Regions from separate parts of the Mus musculus genome. Here all the other regions are linked to region 1. A link is a loop called in an ENCODE intact Hi-C map of the cell type or tissue named here. Cell type or tissue: heart. All regions are shown on one strand.

Region 1 (8,000 bases):
GGTGAGGTGGAGGGCTGGAAAAGTATGCATGTGCATTTATTTCCTGGTGCTTCGGGTGATCTGTAGTCAGCAGAGCTTGTGTTCCTTTGGCCACTGAAAGACTCTGAAGGCAGCGTTCTGGGAGCAGTGGAAGCCAAGAGGTGAGAAGTCAGACGTCAGATGTGGCTGCTGAATAGCAGGGTGGGTGAATAGTGTGGTTGCTGTGCTTGAGGAAGGACGGGGGAGCCAAGATCTCTTTCAAAGCCTTTTCCAAGCAGGTAGGACAATGAGCTGTTTGAACACAATATTTCATTGAGATATCATTGAGTGGACTTCTGGTTCAGTCCCCTCTAACTGTGTGACCTTGAACAAGATGTTCAGCTCCCTATGCCCAGACTATCTCAATGAGGTTATTGTTCACACTAAATAAGTCACTGAATAGAAAACCTTTAATTAAAAAAAATATTCAATAAAGGTCGCTCCAAATAGCCCCAGGGCCTTCTCTAGTGAGTGAGGAGTGGGTGTGGCTCATCGGTGTGGCCTATGGCTGTCTAGAAGGCCTGTGTGTGTTCTCTGCTCCCACACTTGAGACATGCATGTATATACTTAAAGTTAAGTTCAAGTGCATTGTGGAACGTTTAAGGGAGAGGAAGGGATTATAAAAGGAAACTATCACAGAGGTGGGTGTGGAAGAAGTGGGGGGCAGGAATTTATTTATTTTTATGTAGGGTTTATCTACTCGTCTCTGTAACAGGTAGGACTCTGTAGAACTGAACATACAGCATAGACAAGAGCCCCTGGCCTCATATAGGTTGTGATCCAGCCTAGAAGACAGATGTGAAGCTATGAATCCCAGAGGTCAGTGTACCATGAAGAGCCCTGGTTTGGTGACTGGTCAGTAGAGGCAGGTGCTGAGATAAGTGTTCTTTGAGTCGCTTTGAGATCTGTAGAAATGCCTTTCTCCTCTCCCTTACTTTGGCTCTCTGGTGGAAGCTGTCATTATGACCAGCTCACCATTATATTGGAATACCGAGGTTAATTCTGCCCCAAAGAACACATCAGATGTGTGGCTCCCAGCCTGTCTGGACATAGGTCTGCTTGGACTGCAGAGCTCTCTGCTTGGGTTCCTTTCCGCCTGACTTGTTCCGTAGCTTGTGCATGCCTCTGGCTGTGTGGAAAGATTTCATATCAGTTCTTTAGTGAGCAGCAGGTCATGTGGAGAAGATGGAATTTCAGATCTGGAGACTAAGCCTGAGGTCAAGTTTGATCAGACAGAATCTCCGTAAAATACAGAATAAGAAAATGTGTTCATCTTCTTAATGCATTCATAGATCTTCAATGGAGTAAGGAAAGAAAAGAATGCAGGCTTCGTGTGTGTGTGTGTGTGTGTGTGTGTGTGTGTGGGTGGGTGTGTGTGGGTGTGTGTGGGTGTGTGTGTGTGTGCTCGCGTGCGCACACGCGCATGTGACCACTGTTAGGTTTATGATGTCCCTGTTCCTGCCAACTTATATGTAAAGTATAGATGACTATAATGGCTGTAATAATGAGGGCTAGGAAGTTCCCTCAGTTGGTAAAGTGCTTGCAGCAGAACCTAAGAAACTGAGATTCGTCTCCAGAGCCCACTTACAAAGGCGACACACACTTGTAATCCCAGTGCTGGGAGGTCGTGACAGGAAGGTCCCCGAGGCTCTCAGGCCAGCCAGCCTTGCCTAACAGATGAGCTCCAGACCACCAAGACAGCCTGTGTCAAGAAACAAGATGGAAATTTCCTGAGGACTGACATTGTCTTAGTCAGTGTTATGTTGCTGTGAAGAGACACCACAATCAACAGCTCTTATAGAAGAGACGTTTACTTTGGGCTTATTGACAGTTCAGAGGTTTAGTTCATTATCACCATGGCAGGAAATGTGGAGGCATGCAGGCAGACATGGTGCTGGAGAAGTAGCTGAGAGGTCTACATCTGGATCTGCAGGCGGCAGGGGGGGGGGGGGCGGGAGAGAGAGAGAGAGAGAGAGAGAGAGAGAGAGAGAGAGAGAGAGAGAGAGAGAGACTGGGCCTGCTTGGGCTTTTGAAACCCCAAAGCTCACCATCCAGTGACACACATCCTTCACAAAGGTCACATCTAGTCCTCCTCAAGTAGTGCTACTTGTCCAAATCATATACATGAGCCTAAGGAGGCCACTCTTTCTCAGACCACTACAGACGACTAAGATTGTTCTCTGGTCTCCACAGGCATATTCACAAACACACACACGCAAGTGCACTTAGCACACGCGCATGCACTATCCCAACACATACACACACACACACACACATGCACGCACGCACGCACGCACGCACGCACGCACGCACGCACTAAGAAGGCAGACTGAGCAGCTGCCAACAGAGCTAATATTTAAAACGGGGACCAGAAGTTTTTCCCTGATCCTTTCCTGAGGCCAAGGCCTGGTTTCCTGTGGTAAAAAGTCTGTGTTCCCATCTGACCTAGCCTTATAGGCTTCTGGGAATGTCTGTGCATGGGGACCCATTCTCTGCTCTCTAAAGCATTCCTGCCACCACATAATTGACAAGTCTGAGGCCGTTTTCTGTTTATAAAGCACTTCCAATCCTGAGCCCTGCAGGATACAGGCCGTTCTATCATCCTCCTCCAGCTTGAGGCTGTCTGTGAGGAGATGATGGAGAACAGATTAGAGTACATTACAGGATGAATTGTTTCCTCTCATAAAAGATGCATTGGAATTCAAGCTGCTAGAACTTGGAAAAGTTATTGTATAACTCCCCCCCCCCCCCACCCCCCTGAGATAGGATTTATCTATGTAGCCCTGGCTACTCTGGAACTTGCTCTGTAGACCTGGCAGGGCTCAAACTCACAGAGATTCAGCTGCCTCTGCCTTCTGAGTGCTAGGATGTAAAGCATACACCACATGGGCTGTATGCCATTACATGCCATTGTGACTACAGTACCTAACAGGAACAATAGGGCAAAGCTCATTTTGTCTCACACTTCCGGAGGGATTTCAGTCCATCATGGCAGAAGGCAAGACACACAGGCTCCATCTCTGGTGGTGAGAGCAGGGAGTAGAGGGTTGTTCACATGGCAGCAGAAGGGCAAACAGAAGGGGAGCTAGGTTGGAATTACAGTGGGACCTACATCCACCAGTCAGTTCCCACCCAATGAAGGTTGCATGGCTTTGCAATACCCTGCAGCCCACTGGAGAACAAAGGTTTGAAAGATGAGCCTGTGGGTGGCACTTTGGGATCAAACCCAAAGGTGACCTTATTTGGCGATGGGGATCTTTGTAAAGGTATGCAAATTGTAGTCATTAAGTTGAGCCTTAACCCTATGTGGCTGTGTCTTTAAAACAACATGAAATGAAAACATAGATGCAGGGAATATGTGTGTAACCCAGCAAGGGGGTGAAGAGGAGATGGAAGAACGGCTGGAGCTTGTTGGCCACCAGTCTACTTCCTGGTTAAATGAAAGACAGAGTGTAATGGAATAAGGCAGAGAGAGCTAGAACAGGGCACTCTGTACCCTCTTTTAACTTTCGAGTTATACATGTGTGTGCACCCAGATACACATATGTGCATGCACATACAAAGCATACAAAAGAATAAAGAAACAAATATTTTTAGCAGATATAAGTACTTACTTGCCCCCAAGCCTAAATCCTGAGTTTGGTCTCCAAAACTCATATGGTAAAAGCAGAGAGCTATGTTTTCTGCTGACCCTCCCTACAGAGAGAAATTAGAAACAAATCATTAAAACAAACAAAGACAACCAAGAAACTTGTGATAATGTGAAGAGACACAAACAGGAGACCAGGATCTACCAGCCAGGATCAGAAGCCGGGACTAGATCCTTCCTCACAGTTGGAAAAGGAAGCGGTGCTGCAAACATCTGACCTTGGACTTAAATAAATAACATAGGAGTAGGGAGAGAGCTAAGCCAGAGTGTGCTTGCAATGAAAGCTTGAAAGCCTGAGGTTGAGCCCTAGAGCCCGTATTTTTAAAAGCTGGGAGTAGTGGTTCTCTCTCTCTCTCTTTCTCTCTCTCTCTCTCTCTCTCTCTCTCTCTCTCTCTCTCTCACACACACACACATGCATATACACACAAGAGCTTGCATGTATACATGCATGCATAAACATACACATACAAAAGAAAAAGGAGAGATGTATAAAGGATAATGGATTATATGCAAGATTAAGAAGGGAAGGACATCTGTTGAAAAGGATGATCCCAAACATACACAGACATTTGCTGGTAGGCAGGTGGTGCTACTTTAGTAATGCATTAAACAAGAGGATGCAGCAAGATTTAACAATAACCATAACTTCAGAGCAAAGCAGAGGGCAAGTGACCCCAACATAGCGACACCTGAGCATGTTAGGGTCTTGTAAGTGACAGGCACACCTGGGGCTAATGAATGCTGCCTATGTTCATAATTACAAGCACATAAGCACAGGCCATAGGTTCGTGAAAGCAAACAGAATTCTATCTCATTCTAAACTGCATGATATCTAAGAGACTTTTGAGACTGGTCATTAGTCTTTCTGGGTTCCTCTGAGAGGCTGGTGCCATTTTTGTTTGTTTGTTTGTTTTCACTTGTTTGTTTGTCTTGTTTTGCCTAGGGCCTTCTAACCTTTCATCTGGGGCTTTAGGGGCCTTCTGCTAGCTAGAACTGCGTCTTGCTGTCACCACCCTCTCCTCTGCGTTCTCTGTTGTTACAGCAACAAGACCTTGGTCCTGCCGCTCCTGAATTCTCTGCAGAGCTTGCCTGTGACTCAGAGAAGGAGGAGTGAGAGGGCGGGCAGTGAGAAGCAGTTGATTCAGCCAGCTGCATGACTCAGCCAAGCCTTCCTGGATTGACTACAGACAGGAAGTTGCTGCTGATCCCTCACAGGAACCCCATCCTATGCCTTGTGATGGATCACCCAGTCAGTGACTCAGATCAGCTGGGCTCTGCTCGCACAGGGTCACCCAAGTGCTGGTCTCTGGGAGTGTTCCCATGAGCTCATCTTTGAATGCAGCAGCCACACAGCAACCTCCCCCTCCCCCCTCCCCCCAGTTCCTCATGTGGTCTCTTAGAGTGCCTATGGATAGGGAGGAATGGGAAGGAAGCTTTAGTTTGGATCCTGTGCTTTGAATGGAGGGATTATATCAGCATACAGGGAAATATTTTTTGTATGTACATGGGAGAATCCTGTCCTTTGAAGAAATGAAACTTCAATTTCTCAACCCAGAGAAGTACCCAGTGACAGTTGCCCAGTGAGAAAGAACAGGACCAGAAATAGAGAAATGTTTGATCACTTAGAGAACGTCTCTGGCCAAGGGTTACCTTTGCTTTTAGAAGTGTTGGCCTTTTGATCAGGATTGTGAGTGGCATGTTATTTAAATAACCCCACAAATGGCAACAGTGGGGTGCAAATTTATAATCGCAGCACTTGGGAGACAGAGGTAGGCAGATCTCTGTGAGTTCAATCAAGGCCAGCTTGTTCCACCTAACAAGTTCCAAGCCAGCCAGGGCTGCAAAAGGCCACAAACAAACAAACAAACAAACACAGCAAATGAATGACTAGCACGGGGAGGGGAGGGGTTGCTATTTATTTGCATGCATGGGTTGGAAGTATAGCTAAGGCATAACTTAGAAAAGGTATATTTAATAAAAGTGCTACACTTTAAGCGACAAATGGACAAATGGTTGACAATCTCAATCTGGTCATAATGGTGTCCGCCTCTAACCCAGCACTGCAGAGGCAGGGGTGAGTGGATTGAGCTTTTGAGGCCAGCAAGGGCGACAATGCCAAGTTCCAAGGCAGTCTGAGATAAGGTAATGAGATTTGTCCCAAAAACCAAGGGCTGGCAAGGTGTGGTGGTGTGTGCCTTTAATCTTGGCTGGAGCTCAAGGACACAAAAAGTTTACAAGGTCTACAAAAAGTTTAAGGCAATGAGTACTAAACATGAGTGCTTAGCATAAGTGAGCTGCTAGTCTAACTATCAACACCGCCCCACCCCCAATCAAGACCAAAACAAACACCTAACCCCCCAGGATGGTGATGTAGAAGATCACACAGCCTCACATGTATGTAGGCCCCAGATTGCACTGGGGAAACATTTCATGTGTAGGCACGGATATTTGAGAGTCTAGTAGGACAGTAACAGTTAAGTGCACACATCACCTATGAGCATCTCACTTGACTTCTGCTGATGAAAGCTTGGCTCTTTCAGAGCAGCAGCCTTAGCTGAGAACCTGCAGATTGGCAGGGCTAAATAGCCTCTTATAGATAAGACTACCAGCATAATTATTATTAATTTAAAGTATAACTTTAGGTTGTTTATTTTCTACTTCTCAAATGTACATTGGTGTTCTGCCTGCATGTATATCTGTGTGAGGGGGTCAGATTCTGCATTACAGACAGTTGTGAGCTATCATGTGGGGGCTGGGATTTGAACCAGAGTCCTCTGGAAGAAGAGTCAGTGCTCTTAACCACTCAGCCATCGCTCTAGCCCCCAGGTTGTTTATTATTCATTCTCTGTCTTTCTGTCTCTCTCTGTCTCTCTCTCCCCCTTCCCCCTTCCTCTCTCTCTGTCTTTCTCTGTCTCTCTCTTTCTCCCTGCTCCCCCCCCCCATCTCCCTACATATATGTAGTATCCACAGGCCAGAGGAAAGCAAAGATCCCCTGCAACTAGGAGACTGACCTTGTTTTATATGTACTCTCTATGTGTTCTGGTGTACCCATGCGTAGTTCTATGCAGCTTTACCATGGAGAGATTTTCCCAGCAACTCTCAGATCAAAGCCCAGAGTTTCCATATCCCTGTTAGACTCACTCATCAATCCTCCCAGAGGCTGTGCCTCCTCTCTCCCCAGCTCCTGGCAGCCGCCACTTGCTCCATAGCGCTACAATGTTTCATACTACACGGTATGGCACCATAGGAGAACAGAGCAAGAGTAGGTTTCCTTCTGAGATTCATCCAAGTTGCTGCGTGTATTTGTTGTTGTTTTTTAAGCTGGTGGGTAGGAGGTATCCCCTAACATATGCCAGTTTATTTTAATCTCTTCACTCCGAGGGACATTTGGGTGGACTCCAGTTTGAAGCTAATTATGAATAAAATTGTTATCTACCTGGCAATTTAAAAGATAATGCCGCTATTGACCTGCAGACCAAAGGCTTGCTGAGGGCAGAGAGCATTTCTGACCTCTAAGTGCTTAGCCTAGAGTTTTCACAAAGCTATGGAGGAGAGGTTTGAGTAAGTGGATGCAAGACACCATTGCAGGGCATGGTAAAATGCCAGGGCTAAAATCAGTTTCATAAATTGGACAGATTTGAACCCAAGACCTGACTTTATCTGGGAGAACCAAGACAGGCATGTTCTGGAAAGTTCCTCACCAGTCAAAGGAAAGTGAGTAGCAAAACTCCCGTTCCAGGGCCGGGGTGTGAATTAAAGGAGTTAGCATGTGAAGTCTCAATGCAGTCTGGCGTTAGCCATCGATAATTAATTTCTGTTACTATTGCTATTAGTGGATCACTAATCTGTATACATCATATCAAGATGGTAACAATAGGGTAACTGATAACTTTTTTATTCTTAATTTTTTAGTATGTACTTATTTTGATTTTGTGTGGTGTTGCCCATGTGTGGGCACACACACGTATGTGTGGGTGAGCACGGTGCTATGCCTGACGTTGACATCGTGAGTCTTCCTCAGTTGTTCTCCGTCTGAATTCTTGAGGCAGGATGCACCTCCACAGCTGGGGTTACAGAAGTGCAAAGCTACCACAGCAGGTTTTGATGTGGATGTTGGGATGGGAACTCAGATCTTTTTGTGCTCAGCAAGCACTGAGTCATCTCCCTAGCCCCTGTTGATTTTATCCTTAAGTACTTTCCCCTTTTAAATGAAGGTATATACACCACTATAAAGCCTATATTTATGTGTATTTGGATTTTGTATTCATGTCTATGTGAACAGCTACCATTTCTTTTTCACTTTCTCTCTCCTTTTCTTTTTTCTTTTTTCTTT
Region 2 (8,000 bases), 65 kb after region 1:
ACCAGCTAGCTTCCTTCACTGTTACAAGGAGCTGCCTAGGGTCATGGTGCTAATCACAGTGGGCTGGGTATTTCTACACTAATTAATAAGCAAGACAAAACCCCAGAGACATTCCTACAGGCCAACCTGAGCTCAGTAATTCCTCACTGAGCATGTTTCTTCCCAGGTGACTCAAGGCTAAGTAAAATTGACAATAAAAAAAAACTAACCAGTGTTCTCATCTCTTATTAACTTTATATATACACACACACCACTTTTAAACCACAGATTTCTATGCCTTCTCTCTTATAGTGTAAAACATAGTTTAACTTAAAAAAAAAATCCCAGTCTTTAATTCCATGTCTTTCAGGGGTCAGCTTTGAGAACTGACATAAATTATGATACTTCTCTGACTGAGCAAGTCATCATCTTCAGATAGCAAGACACAGCAAAGTTCATATGGGGAATAAAAAGCACAATTCAGAAAATCTCTCTTGAGCGACTTTGAAAAGTCATGTTGAATTTGGGGAGGCAATCTAGATCGGAAACTTCCAGATCGTGTGAACAACCAGTGTGACTATGGGCAAGCCATTGACTGATTTCTTAAGCCTGGGTTTGCTCATCAGCCAAATAGCTAAGAAGTCAGACATGAGATGGTGCATGCCAGTCATAACATCCCTGGAGAAACTGAGGCAGGAGAATAGGAGTTGAAGATCATCCACAGCTATATAGTGAGTTTGAGGCCAGCTTACGTTATTTGAGACCTGTTTAGAAGACTCAATGAAACAAACAGGAAAAAAATGGAGCTAAGAAGGAACTGTTTTGTAAGGTTGTTGTTAGCACTGTAAATGTGCATTCATTCATTCACTTGTTCATTCATTCATTCACTCACTCATCCATCCATTCACTCATTCATTCATTCATTCACTCATCCATTCATTCACTCACTCATCCATCCATTCCTCACTCACTCATTCATTCATTCACTCTCATCCATTTGCTCACTCACTCATTCCTTTATTCTAGACAATGTTTTGAGTATAGGAGACCTACAGACGCATAAGACACCATTTCAGTCGTTGAGCTTATACTGAAGAGATCTATAAACAAGCAAACACAGTAAAATGTGGTCAGCCGACTTCTATTTCCTGGAAAACAGTAGTATGAGCAGGCAAAGCCAAGGCTTGTCTCTTAAGGGTCTGTGTCAGGTGGATTGGGGAAACAAAACCCAGGAGCAAACATATGCATGCCTTCTACCCTCTTCTTCTCTTCGTTCCCCTCTGTTCCACCTTCATCCTTAGTCTTGAGGGAAGATAATAACATTGGAAGCATGTGATCATTAAACCTGGAAATGGGACTGGGCTCAGTCAGCCAAGAGTTTGTCATGCAAGCGTGAGAATGTAAGTTCAATCCCCAGCGTCCACATAAAAAAGCCAGACATTTCTGTCATCAGGGCTAGGGAGGCAGAGATACAGGAGCCCTAGGATTTACTGACCAGACCAGTCAGCCCAATTAGTGATCTCCGGGTTCAATAAGAGACCTTGTCTCAAAAAAAAAAAAAAAAAAAAAAGGTGAAGACTGATCAAAGAAGACACCTACCCATTCCTCATGTCTGGCTTCCATGTGCACACACTAGCACATGTATGCACACATATGAACAAGTGCACATAAATGTTCCTGAATTTATTGGTTGATAAGACTGAGCCACATAGAGAAGAGTGGGGGTGTGGGAAACGTCCTGCCTCTAAAGGATGGAGAGGACTTACTACTTGCTTGGTTTATTTACTGTCAACATAACACATCTGCAAGGAGGGAGCCTCAGTTAGGAACTGCTTCCATCAGATTGGCTGGGGAACATGTGTCTGTGGGGGACATTTTCTTGATTGTTAGTTAATGTAGGAGGGGCCAGCACACTGTAGATGGTATCATGCCTAGGCACTAGGCCCTGAGTTACATAATAAAGCTAGCTGAGCAGAAGCAGAGATAGCAAGCGATTAATCAGCCTTCCTTCATGCTTTCTGCCTTCAAGCTTCCTGCTTGAGGTCCTGCCCCAACTTCCTTCAGTGATGGCTTGTGACCTGGATGTGTGTGGCAGTTAGTGTTAAATTTGTTGTTGGTAAACACCATGACCAAAAGCAAATTGGGGAGGAAAAGGCTTTTGGTTTTTATTTTTCTTTCAAAATATTTATTTATTTATTTACTTATTTATTTATTTTTGTTGTTGTTTTTTTGAGACAGGATTTTTTTGTGTAGCCCTGGCTGTCCTCAAACTTGCTCCATAGACCAGGTTGGCCTCGAACTCATAGAGATCTGCCTGCCTCTGTCTACAAACTGCTGGGATTAAAGGCACACAGCACTACCACCCGGCTCAAGGAAAGGGTTTATCTTGCTTACAAAAGTCATAGCAGGAGCCCAGAGGAGGGAGTTGATGCAAAGGCCATGGAGAAGGTGTGTTGCTTACTGTCTCAGTCCATGCGACTTGCTCAGCCTGTGCTTGCTTTTAGAACCCAGGACCACCTGCCCAGGGGTAGCCCCACCCACAATGAGCTGGGCTCCCTCCGATCAATCACTAATTAAGAAACTGCACTACAGGCTTGCCCACAACCCTATCTTATGGAGTCATTTTCTCAGCTGAGGCTCCCTTCAGATGATTTTAGCTTGTGTCAAGTTGACATGAAGCTAGCCTGCGCAGTGTAAGAAAGCCAACCGAACCCTTCCCCATTGCTTTTAGTTACAGTGTTTTATTTCAGCAACAGCAGAGGCACTTGCCGGTACTGAGGTCTTTTGCTTCACGTTGAGCTGAGTTTTGTTTGTTTGTTTTTTTGCTTTCGGGACAGGGTTTCTCTGTATAGCCCTGGCTGGACTGGATCTCACTTTGTAGACCAGGCTGGCCTCGAACTCAGAAATCCGCCTGCCTCTGCCTCCCAAGGGCTGGGATTAAAGGCGTGCGCCACCACGCCCAGCGCTTGAGCTGAGTTTTAATTCCAGATATGTCTCTGCAAGCAGAGTGACTGTCACCGAGGGACTTCGCTTCTCTTAGTCTTACATTCTCTATCTCTAAAATGAGGTTACAACTAACCCCCTCATCGGGTTGTAGTAAGGATTAAGGTAGGTATTGTCTGTAAAGATGTTAATACAAGTTATTCTTTTCTTAATTCATTGTGTTGATTAATCTTCATTGTCAACTTGATTGGGCCTGGAATCATCATAGAAACACCTTTAGGTGTGAGTATGTGTGTGTGTGTGTGTGTGCGAGCACTTGTGTGTGAGAGAGTTTCCAGAAAGGTTTAACTGAAGAGAGAAGACTCATGCTGATGCAGGCTGTATTACATTTGGGGTCCCAGGAGAATCAGACAGAGACAGGGGGCTGAGCAAACATAGTCATCTCTCTGTTTCCTGACTGTGGGCTCTGTGGCAAGCTGTCTAGAGTTCCAGGCCCCATGCTATCCCGACCATGATGGATTGAACCCTCAAGCTACGAGCTATGATACATCCTTCCTTTCTGGAAGTGTTTATTAGGTATTCTGCCACAGCAATGAATAAAATAAATAATACATTTACTTTTATTGTTTCCAGTGAATGTAGATTACAGAACATCAGAGTCAGAAGGTCTGAGGGCCTGGTCTCAGGCAAAAATTATATTTACATTTATCTTGAACTCAGGGTTGAAGCCAGATTTTAGAAGACTGTTTATTCTGAACCAGAACTTACTGGAGTTGCTCTTATTTTAGTTCCTGGATCCTCTCATGAGATTTGAAATGTGATATTTCCAGAGGGAGTTTTCAGGAAAACCCATGACATCATAGTACAGAGGACACCAGATGGAATTGCCTCCAGGCAAATAGGTCAACACTCTCCAGTAAACCAAAATCCAGATGCACGAGAGAGACCCGGTGTTGCTGACATTCTGTCTGTTGTTGGGTTTTCCCATGGAATGTTCCTCCTAGCCACTCATGGGAAGTCAACACCCACGATCAAAAGGATCAGTTCCGATATAAGCTAAGCTGGGTTTTACTCAGATTGGCTCTGTCTTCCTGAGTAGGCTTAAGCAGATCTATCTTTCGTATACATCTGAGACCTCAGGGACAGCCAGCCTCAGCCTGGGAGAAATGAACAGAAGGGTCTCAGAAGGCCTAACAAAGGCTACAGTAGGCAATCAATATTGGGTAGGGCCTGGCAGAAGAATCAAAAAAAAAAAAAAAAAAAAAAAGAAAAGAAATGAATTAAAAAAGGACACAGAGAACCTGAAGTGTGGGAGAATACTTTCATAAGCATCAATGGTTACATTTTAGCAACTTGTGACCTCTTTCCACCACGGGACATTTATTTTTACTTAGGATGTTACTTTTCAATTTCAGTTTGACACAACCTAGAATCACAGGGAAAGAAAGTCTCAGTGAGCTCTCTACATAGAGCTGGCCAGTGGGCACATCTGTGAGAGATTGTCATTTAAATTAATTGATGTAGGGAGATTAAGCCCACTATGGGCAGCACCATTACCTAGGCCATGAACTGCTTAAAAGTGTCTCCACTTTTAAGATGAGCACAAACAAACAAATAAATAAGTGTGTCTTCATTTCTCCCTTCTCGTGACTATGGATGTGATATGACTAGCGATTTGAAGTTCTAGCTTTGACTTTCCCACAACCCGGAATTGTAAGTTGAAATAAACCTTTTTCTTTTTAAAGTGGCCTTCCACCTCCCACCCCACCCCCCAGGTTAGATGATCACAACAACAGAAATGAAACTAGAACATTCATAATTACTTATGTATCAGTTTTTCTTGCTACGGTCTAAGCACAACACAGACAAGGCCCACCCACAAGATCATAGTTTCCAAATGATAGTGGGCACCTCTGATGTCAAGCTACACAGATATGAAAGGTATAACCTGTAGGTAAACCTCTTTAGATTGTGTTGAATTAAGGACTGTTGACAGAGCTTAAAGCTTGAATTTTGCTGGAAACATCTCAGAGGATTTTTCTTTAATTGGAAGAATTAAAGCTTATCTTGGCCCCTTTCACCAGTGCAGTTTAACTGACTTCAATTTAATAGTCTTGGTAGGTGCAAGGGCAGCTGGCATAGGTACAAAGTGTCTAGTCCCATTAGAAAAGGATTTTTGAGTTCTAGTTTTTGGTTACACGGTCTATTCTATTGGCATGAGAATGTGCTAAAACAACAATGACAGAGACAATGTCCCAATTCTGTCTGGCCATGCCTTGAATCCTGGGAGAGTCCAGGCTTTCCGTAGTTCTCCTGCCTGTTTTCAGTTTACTTAGAACTAGAAGGGTCTGGGATTTTCCCACTAAGTCCTGCTTTCACTTTCTGCTTAAGGTAACAGTCTGTACACTATATGTAACAGCCAGCTGATCGTCATTTGTCCCTGTTAAAAATGACACATGCCTAGGTGAAGGCTCCCGGAGTTTCCTGTTCCTCAAAGCAAACAAAACCTTGTGTTTACAACTGTCAATTTTACTTGCAAAATGCCTGTTATATCTTTTTTTTTCACATTTCCATTTATTTTGTTTATGTATTTATTTACTTACTTTTTAAGTCACTATTTGTCAGAATGTTGTCACCTCTTAGCACAGACTCTTGTTGAAACCACCTGGGACTGGTCCTCTCTTCCTTCAGTTCAGGGCTGTACTTAACCTTGGGTTTGCATGAAAACATCAACCCAAGGAAAACGTTTGTGGTTGGTGACACTGAAGGGTTGGTCCAACTGTCTTAGAATGATTTTCAAGGCCGGGAGGAATGGGGGACCAGTGTGTCTGACATTTCTTCCTCGGGTGCCCTACCCGCCCTGTTTCCTTGTCCCAGTTGATAGCCTACCAATTCCGAACACATCATGTCCGTTCATGCTTCTGTGACTCTGTTGCACCATGTTCCTCCACCCAGGTTATTGCTTTCTACATCTTCTGGGTGGAAACTTACGTACCCATTAAGGCCCATCCAGGTGGAATGGAATCTGTGCAGGCTCCCTTAACTGCTGTGATTGGTTGAATAATCAAAGAGGCGGTTAGTAAAGGAGATGAAAGACTGAAGCCAACACAGCACAGCACTCTCACCTAACATAGCAAGGGCATCCATGCTTGAATTTTGGTGCCAGGCCTTTAAACACTTGTAATTACGTTTAGTTACCGTTGGTGTGAGCATGTGCTTATGCCACAGTGCAGGTGTGGAGGTCAGAGAACAACTACAGGGTTCAGCTCTCTCCTACCGTGTCAGTATGGGGGACTGTAGATAGACTGTCAGGCTTGGCAGCAAGTCTTCCTCTACTGAGCAATCCTGCTGGCACGTATAAAAGGCATTCTGGGTAGAGTTTCATTGATTAAAATCCTCCATTGATTTTCTTCATAAATGATTGCCATAATGGCTTTATTTTCCAGTTCAGCTTCAATATAACAGAACAAGAATAGAAAAGTCTCAAGTGGGTGGGGAGATGACTTAGTAGGTAAATAAAATATATAGTAAATATGAGGGACCTGCGTCCAGAGCCCTAGAACCCATATAAAAAGCCAGACACTTACAATCCTAGAAACAGTGAGGTGGAAGGTAGAGACAGGCTTGCTGGCCCTGGAAGCTTGCTGGCCATTGAATAGTTTAGCCTATTTGGCAAGGTTCCAGGCCAGCAAGCCTGGTACACACAGCATGGCAGAAATGAGGCAGATGGCTTCAACAAGGAGGGAGGAGAGATCTGGGTCCTGAATGCTGTTCTATGAGGCATGATCTCTGTATGCAGCACACACACACACACACACACACACACACACACACACACACACACACGGAACAGAATAAAGAATTTTTAAAAATCCCAAATTATTTTTTGTGGTAAAATAAACCATTATAACCATAAACTTCCATAAACCATTCAGCTTAATTGTCTCAGGCTCACATTTCTTTGTGCTGTACTTCTTTACCTCATGCAATACTTTGCTAAAATATCAGGAAACAGCTCAAGAAAGGACTGCAGTTGATGGGTGTGAATATGCTAGCCTTGTGTGTTCTGTAAGGAAGCATCCTGCCTGATATCCACTCCACCTCCCACCCCTGACCTCCCACTCACTCCACCTCTCAGCCCTGCCCTCTCACCCCTATAGAATCTGGGCGCGACAAAGTGTCCTTCGGTTGCTAATCATTAAGGTAACAGCGTATAAACCAGTCACTTCCTTCTGCTGTGATGGGCCGGTTGGTTGTCCTGAGCAGGTGGCCTGCGGCACTCACCAATAACTTACTTTGCTTTGGAGTCTGGCACACACCCGCTGGGCACTTTCAGACCCTGAAGTTTCTGAGGAAATTCTGACTTGGGTGTTTAAAATCATTTTAGGCTTTTGCTGCACCAGTGCTAAAGACAAATGGTTAATACTATCTCAGGAACTTGGGGGAATAATCCTCCAATTCACAGTTGTGGTCAGAAGGCCACTCTTGATTTGACTAATCAGGAGCCTGAACAAAGACAGGTGGGTGTCCTAGGGAGCTCTTATTTAGGTTGCCCCTTCAGAGATGGGGAGGAACACATCTCTCAGACCCTGTGCTCTTCCTCCCAGAATGGCTGCTGATGTTTTCTAAGCTATCCCTGCCATCTCTCTGCAACAGACACACTGGCTGAGAGCTGGGACCGCCCTTGCCTTGGTATCTTTCTAGGTTCATGGTTTGGGGGGTCGTGTTCAAGCTGACACATTAACAAGAGGGGGGAAGTGTTTTTATTTTGAATGTATACAAGAATTCATTTTTTAAAATGGCTCAAAATGAGGCCTATAAACCATCATAGGCTAATCAGATGAAATGGGGTGTGGGTTATTGGGGGAGGAGGGCGATGAAAGTTGTGACATGTCCAGGAGATGGTATGTGTCAAAGAACGGCTGCCATGCTTGTAGATGGTGGCATCTCTGGTTGCAGCTCTTCTACTGAAGGTGGAAATTTCCATTGTAATTGTAGCATTAAAAATGCTTTTTGAAGGGGGAAAGTGTACTCTCTAGGTTTTGGAAGTATGGGAAAAGTCAAAAGCTCCAGTTGCC
Region 3 (8,000 bases), 99 kb after region 1:
TCCTATCTTCCTTTCTTCCCCTCTCTCTTTCCTTCCCTTATTTCCTTCTCCCTTCCTTCCTTCCTTCCTTCCTTCCTTCCTTCCTTCCTTCCTTCCTTCCTTCCTTCCTTCCTTCCTTCCTTCTTTCTTTCTTTCTTTCTTTCTTTCTTTCTTTCTTTCTTTCTTTCTTTCTTCCTAAATGAATCATCTCCCTGAGAATTCTCCGACCATCAGTGTCTCCTGAGCTAAGGGTGGTAGTTCTTGAGCACCCCTCCCCCCAGCTCTGTATCAGAATGTTGACTGGCTTGGTTATGTGGAGACAACCACAGTAGCTATGAACTCATGAGTGTAGCTGTCCTGTTTTGTCCATAATACACTGGTCAGCTCTTGTCTTCCCCAGGCTCTGGCTCCTATAATCTTTTGATCTTTTCTTCCATGATGGTCCCTAAGACTTGGGATGCTACTGGTACATGTGATATAGATGTGAATATTTTGACCAGTTGTGATTTTGTTGTTGAATGCTGTCCACTGATTCTAATTGTTTCCGTGAATATTTCTTGAAGATCTTCTATGTGTTAGGACAGCTACTCTAGATTTTGCTATTATTCACCTCGAGGAGACTATCTCTCAATGCATTATGCTATCCTTGTCTTCAGAACATACCTGCATCCCACAGTTTTAGGCTGTCACAAAAGGCATAACAGAACTCTCTAGTGGTTTTCCTTTCTTTTTTTCTTTTTAACCAATAAGATACAATGTGATCCTTACATGCTAAGAACTCCTAGCTCAAAAGGAAGCTCAGTAGATATTAAAACATCCTGAGAGCCTTAAATCCAGCCAAAAGAAGTAGATGATTCCATGATAGTCATTCCATGACTGTACATGTATTGGAGTATATGGGGTTCACAGCAGAGTAAGGCCAGCCAATAGGAAGGAAACCTTTCTGCTTAGTCCTAGCCTCATCTCACCAAGTCCTAAAACTAAAGCACATGGCTCAGCAGTCATGACTTACTTTCTATCTTGATGGGTAACGAACAGCAGCAGCAACAGGCGGCATTGTTCTGGAGGCTGCAGGAACCTTTCAGCAAGGAGGTGATATGGTTTTATAAACAAGTTTTATTGAGATATAAATCTCACAAAACAGCCATTTTAAAGTCCACACTTTATTGTTCTACATATTATCAGAGTTGTGTAGTTATCACCACAAGCTGACTTCAGGACATTCTGATCACCCCTCACAAAGGGTTTGTGCCCGTTAGCACTCAGTTTTCCTTATGCTCTGAGCTTGAAATCGATAACCTATTTCTTGTCTCATTAGATTTGCTTGTATTGGACTTTCTATGTAAATGGGATTCTATTCTGTGTACTCTTTTGTGCCTTCTTCGCCTATGTAGGTTAGTGTTTCTGAGACTTACTACTATTGCACCTCGTATTAGCCACTTTGTTCCTTTTAACTGTTGAGTAGTATTCTATTATATGGGCACACCCCTTCTGCCTGTCGGTTGATCGCCTCTGATGTTGCTCCTTTTTGGCTACACTGAATGAAGTTTCAAAGAAGCTTTGTACAGGCCTTCTTATGTGCACGTGTCTTCGTTTCTCTTGAGTACACAACTGTAAGAGTAATGGTTAGCTCATGTGGTAAGTTTATTTATTTTTTTCTTATAAAGGAAAATATTTAATTGAGGGCTGGCTTACGATTCAGAGGTTTGGTCCATTGTCATTGTGGGAAGCATGTCAGCAGGCAGGCATGGTCCTGGAGAAGGAGCTGAGAGTTCTACATCGTGATCTGAAGGCAGCAGGAAGAGGGTGAGTGTACAGTTTTTTTTTAAAAAAATCTTTAATTGCCAGACTATTTTTTAAAAGACACATTGCACAATTTTTACAATAGTATTATTCACAGTGTAGCAGCTAATGATATTGAACATCTTTTCGTATTGTTACTAGCTATTTGTCCAGATTTTAGAGAAAAAAAAATCTATTCAATTCCTCCATTTTTAGCTCGGGCTTTTGTTATTTTCTTGCTGAGTCATAAGAGTCATTATGTATTCTACATGGTCCATACAAGTAAAGGATTGTTTGCGTAGTGTCTTACACATAGTAGGCCCTCAACAAATATCTGTTTGAGTAATCGTATGAACGTGAGTGGCTATGGGCTTCGGCTATGGATGCACAGGATCATGACATTAAGAATTAGCTCCTTCTTTTTTTTTTTTTCCTTAGGTGCAGACTTTGAATCAGAAGGCTCGTTTGTGTTGCTTGCCTCCAGCTATTGATGGGGCCTTGGGCTGCATCATCCTGGGCTAGCCTGGCAGCCAGTGCCCTGGAGCCAGCACAGGGCCCCTTCATTCTCTTTCTTTTTCTTTGGCACAGAGAGTGTCTTGCGACAGGTTGAATAAGCAGCCTGAAGGTTTGCCAGCGTCATGAGATGAGGAAGCACAGCAAGAGAAAAAGCGGGAGGCTGGGCTGTAGGGGAGGGGCAGCGGAAGCTTGCCATCATGTGGTTTAAATGGCTCAAACGCGATTAAAGGCGGGCATCAGTGCAAGCCCTTTAGCCTTCCAGGAAGCCTGGCCCTTCCCTTGGGTTGTTTGTTTAGCATGGTCTGGTGGGCTGGTTTGGTTACTTCCCCAAACTCATGAGCAAAGAGTGTTCTAGGTAGAGCGGGGATGTGGTCATTCCAGCCACGGAGGCAACTGAATTTAGGGTACCTGCATCTGAACTTAAAAACTCTAGGTCCAATCAAATTGTCACTGTGAAAAATGTCTGACACAGAGGGGACCATACCGAGTAGAGATGGAGGGAGAAGTAAGTGCTAGAGTTTTGTGTTCTTTTTTCTGCCGCTAGTATGTGGAAACAAATTTGAGCGCACATCTCGTGAGGTGCACATGAGACTGGAGAGAAAAAGCAGCGTTGAAGTTATTAGGCCAGCAGAAGGAACCGGGGTTGGATCGCTGCATTAGATCTGAGCTGAGTTAGTGACCACATGGAGATGTCCCTCATAACTCTCTTCCTAAATTTTCTCACCAAAACACCCAAATCCTTCTGCCCTGGCTTTCCTTAATTTACAACATGACCCCCTTTTAGTGCCCTACGCAGTTAGCTACAGTCTACTCTCTGTCTTCTTCACTCCCTGATCTTAGGGGGAAGACGTCATGGTGTGTTGGTTGATTCTAGAAACCTTGCGACACAGCAGGTGGCTGCAGAGGAATTACTGGTAGTGAAAAATAACAGCCAGCCCCCACCCCTTCTCTTGCAAGTGTCAGGAAGAGGAAGTGACATAGGAGAGTAGACAGCTTGCATTACAACATGGGAGGGTGAGTACCATATCAGGAGACTGACCATGTCTCAGATACCCATGGACAATGCCACTCCTCACTTGGTAAATGACAAGAGTGAAGCTCACTTCAGTTGGTAAGTTTATGGGTCTTCTGCACGGGAGCATTTAAGAAACTCAGCAACAACTATCTCCTGGTTGGCGAACATCTTCTTAGGTGCTGAAAGCATTGCTCATCAGCTCTCTCCTTTCTAGAACCTACTATCTGTGGCTCTTCCTGGGGAATTGTAAGAGAACTGAGCAGACCATGACCCCAAACTCTCTGTCAGCAACAGTATTTGCACTGTCATCTGTAGTGTTCTTTGCTGGTTTCAGGGAGGTTTGCACTGGTCTGTTTGTGTGACCTGAGTGTTTACCCAGTGAATACAATCAATACGATCCTTTCATTGATGAAGAGACTGAGCTCAGGAGGGCAAAGAGCTCCACAAAGACCTGTCTACTGAGAGTCCTTGATCACATGACCTGAGAGGCTCGCTGTCAGGGCTCTGAATCACTTTATGACAAGCAGGTTTTCCCCTTTATTTCCTACAATACACCCCATTCACTAGTATTTATTAATTGTACACAGTAATAATGGGCTCTATTGTGACATTTTGTCCTTGCATCGTACCATCCTTTGGCTAGACATCTTTCTATTACTCTCTCTCTCTTTTTTTTTTTTGAGACAGGGTTTCTCTGTATAGTCCTGGCTGTCCTGGAACTCACTTTGTAAACCAGGCTGGCCTCGAACTCAGAAATCCGCCTGCCTCTGCCTCCTGAGTGCTGGGATTACTCTTGTAGATTGCCCTCAAGCTTCCCTTGAAGGATGCTCACGGTGAAGGAAGGAAGGAAGCAGGAGAATCCAGTTCATTTTGGTTCACAAAACGTTTTCGACGGCAGTAGCATCTTCTGTCACGTTCCTCTGCTGCCCTCTAGTGGTGATCTAGCCTCAAGTTATGTGCGTGAGTGTGTGTGATGTGTATGGTGTGTGTGCATGTATGTGTATATGTGTGGTATGTGTGATGTATATGGTATGTGTGTGGTGTATATGGTGTAATGTGTATGGTGTGTGTGCATGTGTGTGATATGTATGGTGTGGTGTGTGTGATGTGTATGGTATATGTGTGTATGTGTGAGATGTGTATGGTGGGTAGTGTGATGTGTATCGTGTGTGTGTGTGTGTGTGTGTGTGTGTGTGTGTGTGTGAAGGCTAATCTTTATTTTCAACCTGATGGGATTTAGGATCATTCTGGAAACAGATACCTGGGTTTGTCTGTAAAGTACTATCTAGATTATATTAATTGAAGTAGAACCCACCCTGAATGGTCTGGGTTGGAGTCTCTGACTGAACAGAGGAGAAATAGAGCTGAGCAGCCTCAGGCACCACTCTGCTTCCTGAATGCAGAATGTGTGACCCGCTGCCCCACACAGCTGCTGTCCTTTCCCACTGTGGACTGCATCCTTGGAACTGTGAGCCACAACAACCCTTCCTTCCTTGGGATGCTCTTCTCAGGTCTATCTTAGCATTGACTCAAGTGATGAACCCAGTCAGTGTATATATACAGAAGAGAAATATATATATATTTCCCTCCCTCCCTCCCTCCCTCCCTCCCTCCCTCCCTCCCTCCCTCCCTCCCTCTTCCCCTCTTCTGCTTCTCTTCCTTCCTTCTTGTAGCAGTTCGTATTAAAACCGCTCCATGCTCCCAGGTGGGTACTCGAGGCTCCCCTGGACCAGCCAGAGTGCTCTGTATTCACGAATGAAAGACAACAAACACGCTGCGATATTTTAAATATGCCTTAAGTAGCCCAATGGCTGGGCCACTCCTGAACCTCCCTGTGGCTAACACACTCACTTCAGATATTCTTGAGTTATTACTTTCTAAAATCTATCCTGCATCTCTGCTACCCCAGATCCAAATGGGGAGTGGCCCGGGACTGCTTTCCCGTGGTTCTTACATGGCTGCTTCTCTGTCTTCCGTGGCTCTCAAGGCTCTCATGTTTGTACCCTCTTCCTTCCTTCTGCCCTGGGGATTCTCCTTCTCTCTGTCCTGTGTTCCTCTCTGGGAATCCTCAGAGTCCCGCCTCTATCCCCCTGCCTAGCCATTGTCTGCTGGCTCTTTATTGACCAGTCAACAAACCAACCTTGGCAGGGACCAGCAGTGGACGTGCAAATTCCTATGTAAGCAGAAATCAAATCCCCAACACTTCCCTTGCACCTAATGTGTGTGAAACCCTGACTGCAGGACTGAGAATGTGGAGATAAAAGTTTGCGACAATATTCCCTCAGCTAGGATGTTCTGACTTCTCTTCTGCATCGAAAGAAGCAAAGAAGACTTAAAATTCTGCAGAAGAGTAGCGGGAGATGCTCTTGCTCTTGCTGGCTCTTTGGTACAAGGCAAAACTGTGATCCCGAGATGTCAAACCAGGAAATCAGTGGCTTTTAATGCAGTGTCTCCGTACTGAGTTCTGACTACTTCCTCCCTCTCTCCCTCCCCCTCCTTTCTTCTCCCCCCTCCCCCCTTTGTATTCACAGACTGGACAGTGTCTCCCATCACTTGCTCGCACAACTGGAGAGATTGTTTCCATCTGTGCCGCAACATCCAACTTCTAGCACTCTACAGATGGTCTACACTCAGAGGTGGGGGGAGAGAGAGTCCGAAAGGATTTGTCAGGAGCATCCTAGTCAAAACCAAGGCAGGCTCAGTGTAGGTAGACTCCTGTTTAGAACCAGAGGCAGAGGGAAGGGCTCTGAATGTTCTCACGTAAAGGCCCACGTGGCTCCTTTTAATCTGATGCTCTGATAACTGTCCAGCCCAACTCAGAGTCCAGGGCTTTATCCTGGCTGTTCTGGTTCATGAGTCTGGCTCGTTTCCAGGTTGCTGCTGACCTTGTTAGATATCACATGAGATTACTGATAACCACAGAAACAACTCTGTGTACTGTGATGGTATCTCGGAGGACCTAGCATGTCTGTCACACTCTTGCAGACAGTTCTAATCTAGGCATACCTCACTCACAAACGTGAGTGAAAGTGTTTATCTCTCCCACTAGGGAGGAAACAGCTAAGGGCCTTAATGCTGCCAATTGACTTTTCTCTTCCCTATATTTGGAACATAGCTGGGGACCAATAATTTCTCATTTCATTAAGAAAAGGAGGGATGAGTTGGCTTGGTGGTGTGGACCTGTAATTTTAGCACTCTGGAGGCTGGGGCAGGAAGATTGACATTTTCAGATCACCTTGGGTTACAAAGCAAGCTCACACATCTGGATTGTATAGCCACCCCGAATCCTCGCACATTAAATAAAAACAAGCATGAATAATTATTGGCCTCAGCCATACTTACTTCTCATACACAATTACTGTTTTTCATAAGTAGAGTCACTAGGCCAACAGGAATGCATAGGATGAGGATTTATAATCAGAGGTCCCTGTAAACAGCTAAATCTCTGTGGCCAGGTCTGTGACACAAAAGGGCATTTAAGAGAAAGCAAAAGACACCAGGCTACAAAGCCAAGAAGGGCAGGGGGTGGACCAGTTTTTTTTTAAGTGTCCATAGATTCTGATGACTGAGAGACAATTTTCAGGTCTACTTTTACCAATAGGAATAAACCCATTGACAAATTTCCCAGGAAGTTGGAAGGTAAGCACAGAGTGGTCTGGGCGCTGTGGTGGGAGTAAGATGCACTGGACATATCTGGGTTATTTTCAAAGAATATTCCTTTATAATATTGATTTCTACCCTTTTGATTGCCACACATAATTACAGGTGAAAATCTTCTAATGGAATTAAATAAGAGCAATAGTCAGGAAAGAGGAGCGCACATGCATACGATACTCGACAGAAAGCAGCTTAAGGTGGAACTGACATATCTTGGCTCACATTTTAAGAAGGAGGTATGGAAGCCCTAGTATGGGGTGACTGCTACATCGCACTTGCAGTTAGGAAGCAGAGTCAACAGAAGATGAGGCAGGTCTGTGAAGCTTCAAGACTGAGGAGCCTCATTCTAGAGACTTCACAAACGTGCCATCAGACGCTGGGCTGTCATCCCGGAGGGCGGCTTGGCAGTGCATACTTAGCCTTTGCAGCTATTATGTTTGCTTTTATTTTTGAAAGTGGAGCAAAAGAGTAATGGCAAGAAATTCCTTTGAAACAGGTTAGTTTGTGAAAGGACATCTGAAACCTGTGTAGGTTTAAAATGTACAGTAAGACCTGGGGAGATGGCTCAGTGGTTAAGTGGCTGCTCTTCCAGAGGTCCTGGGTTTGACTCCCAGCACCCGTGGAGGCTCACAACTATCCATTCAGTACCAATGGATCTGAGCTCTCTTCTTGACCCCAAGGGTATCAGGCACATACGGTACACATAGATGCTGGCAAAACACTCAACCACACTAAAGCCAAATCATCTTTTTAAAAAAGCACAACAAGAACAACAACATAAAATCCTCAATGTTTTAGAAAACTCCTTGGCTTAGAATTAACTTGTTTAAATTAGAAATAGCTTTTCATTTCTATATCCAACATCATCCTAACTAAAATTATATTTTTAATTCTAAAATATGTTCTAAAGTAGTTTATGTTACTGATAAACCAGGCCACTAAGAACAACCTTTTCCATCTCTGAAAGGATCAATCTGCACAGTGGACACCATGCATGGGCTTTTTGGTTTGTCTGTTTGTTTTGAGACCAAGTTTCACTCTGCATATCTTA

Evidence for each region. Hi-C counts contacts between places; a loop is a spot of excess contacts. Peaks named below come from ENCODE experiments on the same cell type or tissue, not always from the same donor. Only the 100,000 strongest peaks of a DNase experiment are listed, where the experiment ranks them.
Region 2: it touches region 1 in a loop (4-fold over the local background); 7 of 42 quality-filtered maps call a loop at or near these places.
Region 3: it touches region 1 in a loop (2.6-fold over the local background); 11 of 42 quality-filtered maps call a loop at or near these places.

What each region holds. Positions count from the first base shown.
Region 1 is chr2:11,426,656-11,434,655 of GRCm38, reverse strand. All of the region lies in intron 2 of Gm31990 (a long non-coding RNA gene), which reads left to right. Among named protein-coding and RNA genes, the nearest start is that of Gm31990, 17 kb to the left of the region's middle. In heart, no CTCF peak of the experiment used is centred here; a DNase peak (open chromatin) is centred at 4,845; H3K27ac peaks cover 3,652 bases.
Region 2 is chr2:11,361,407-11,369,406 of GRCm38, reverse strand. All of the region lies in intron 1 of 8030442B05Rik (RIKEN cDNA 8030442B05 gene), which reads left to right. Among named protein-coding and RNA genes, the nearest start is that of Gm13291, 20 kb to the left of the region's middle. In heart, no CTCF peak of the experiment used is centred here; a DNase peak (open chromatin) is centred at 3,866.
Region 3 is chr2:11,327,907-11,335,906 of GRCm38, reverse strand. No RefSeq gene overlaps it. Among named protein-coding and RNA genes, the nearest start is that of Gm13293, 7.6 kb to the left of the region's middle. In heart, a CTCF peak has its summit at 4,231 (motif pointing left); a DNase peak (open chromatin) is centred at 2,446; H3K27ac peaks cover 283 bases.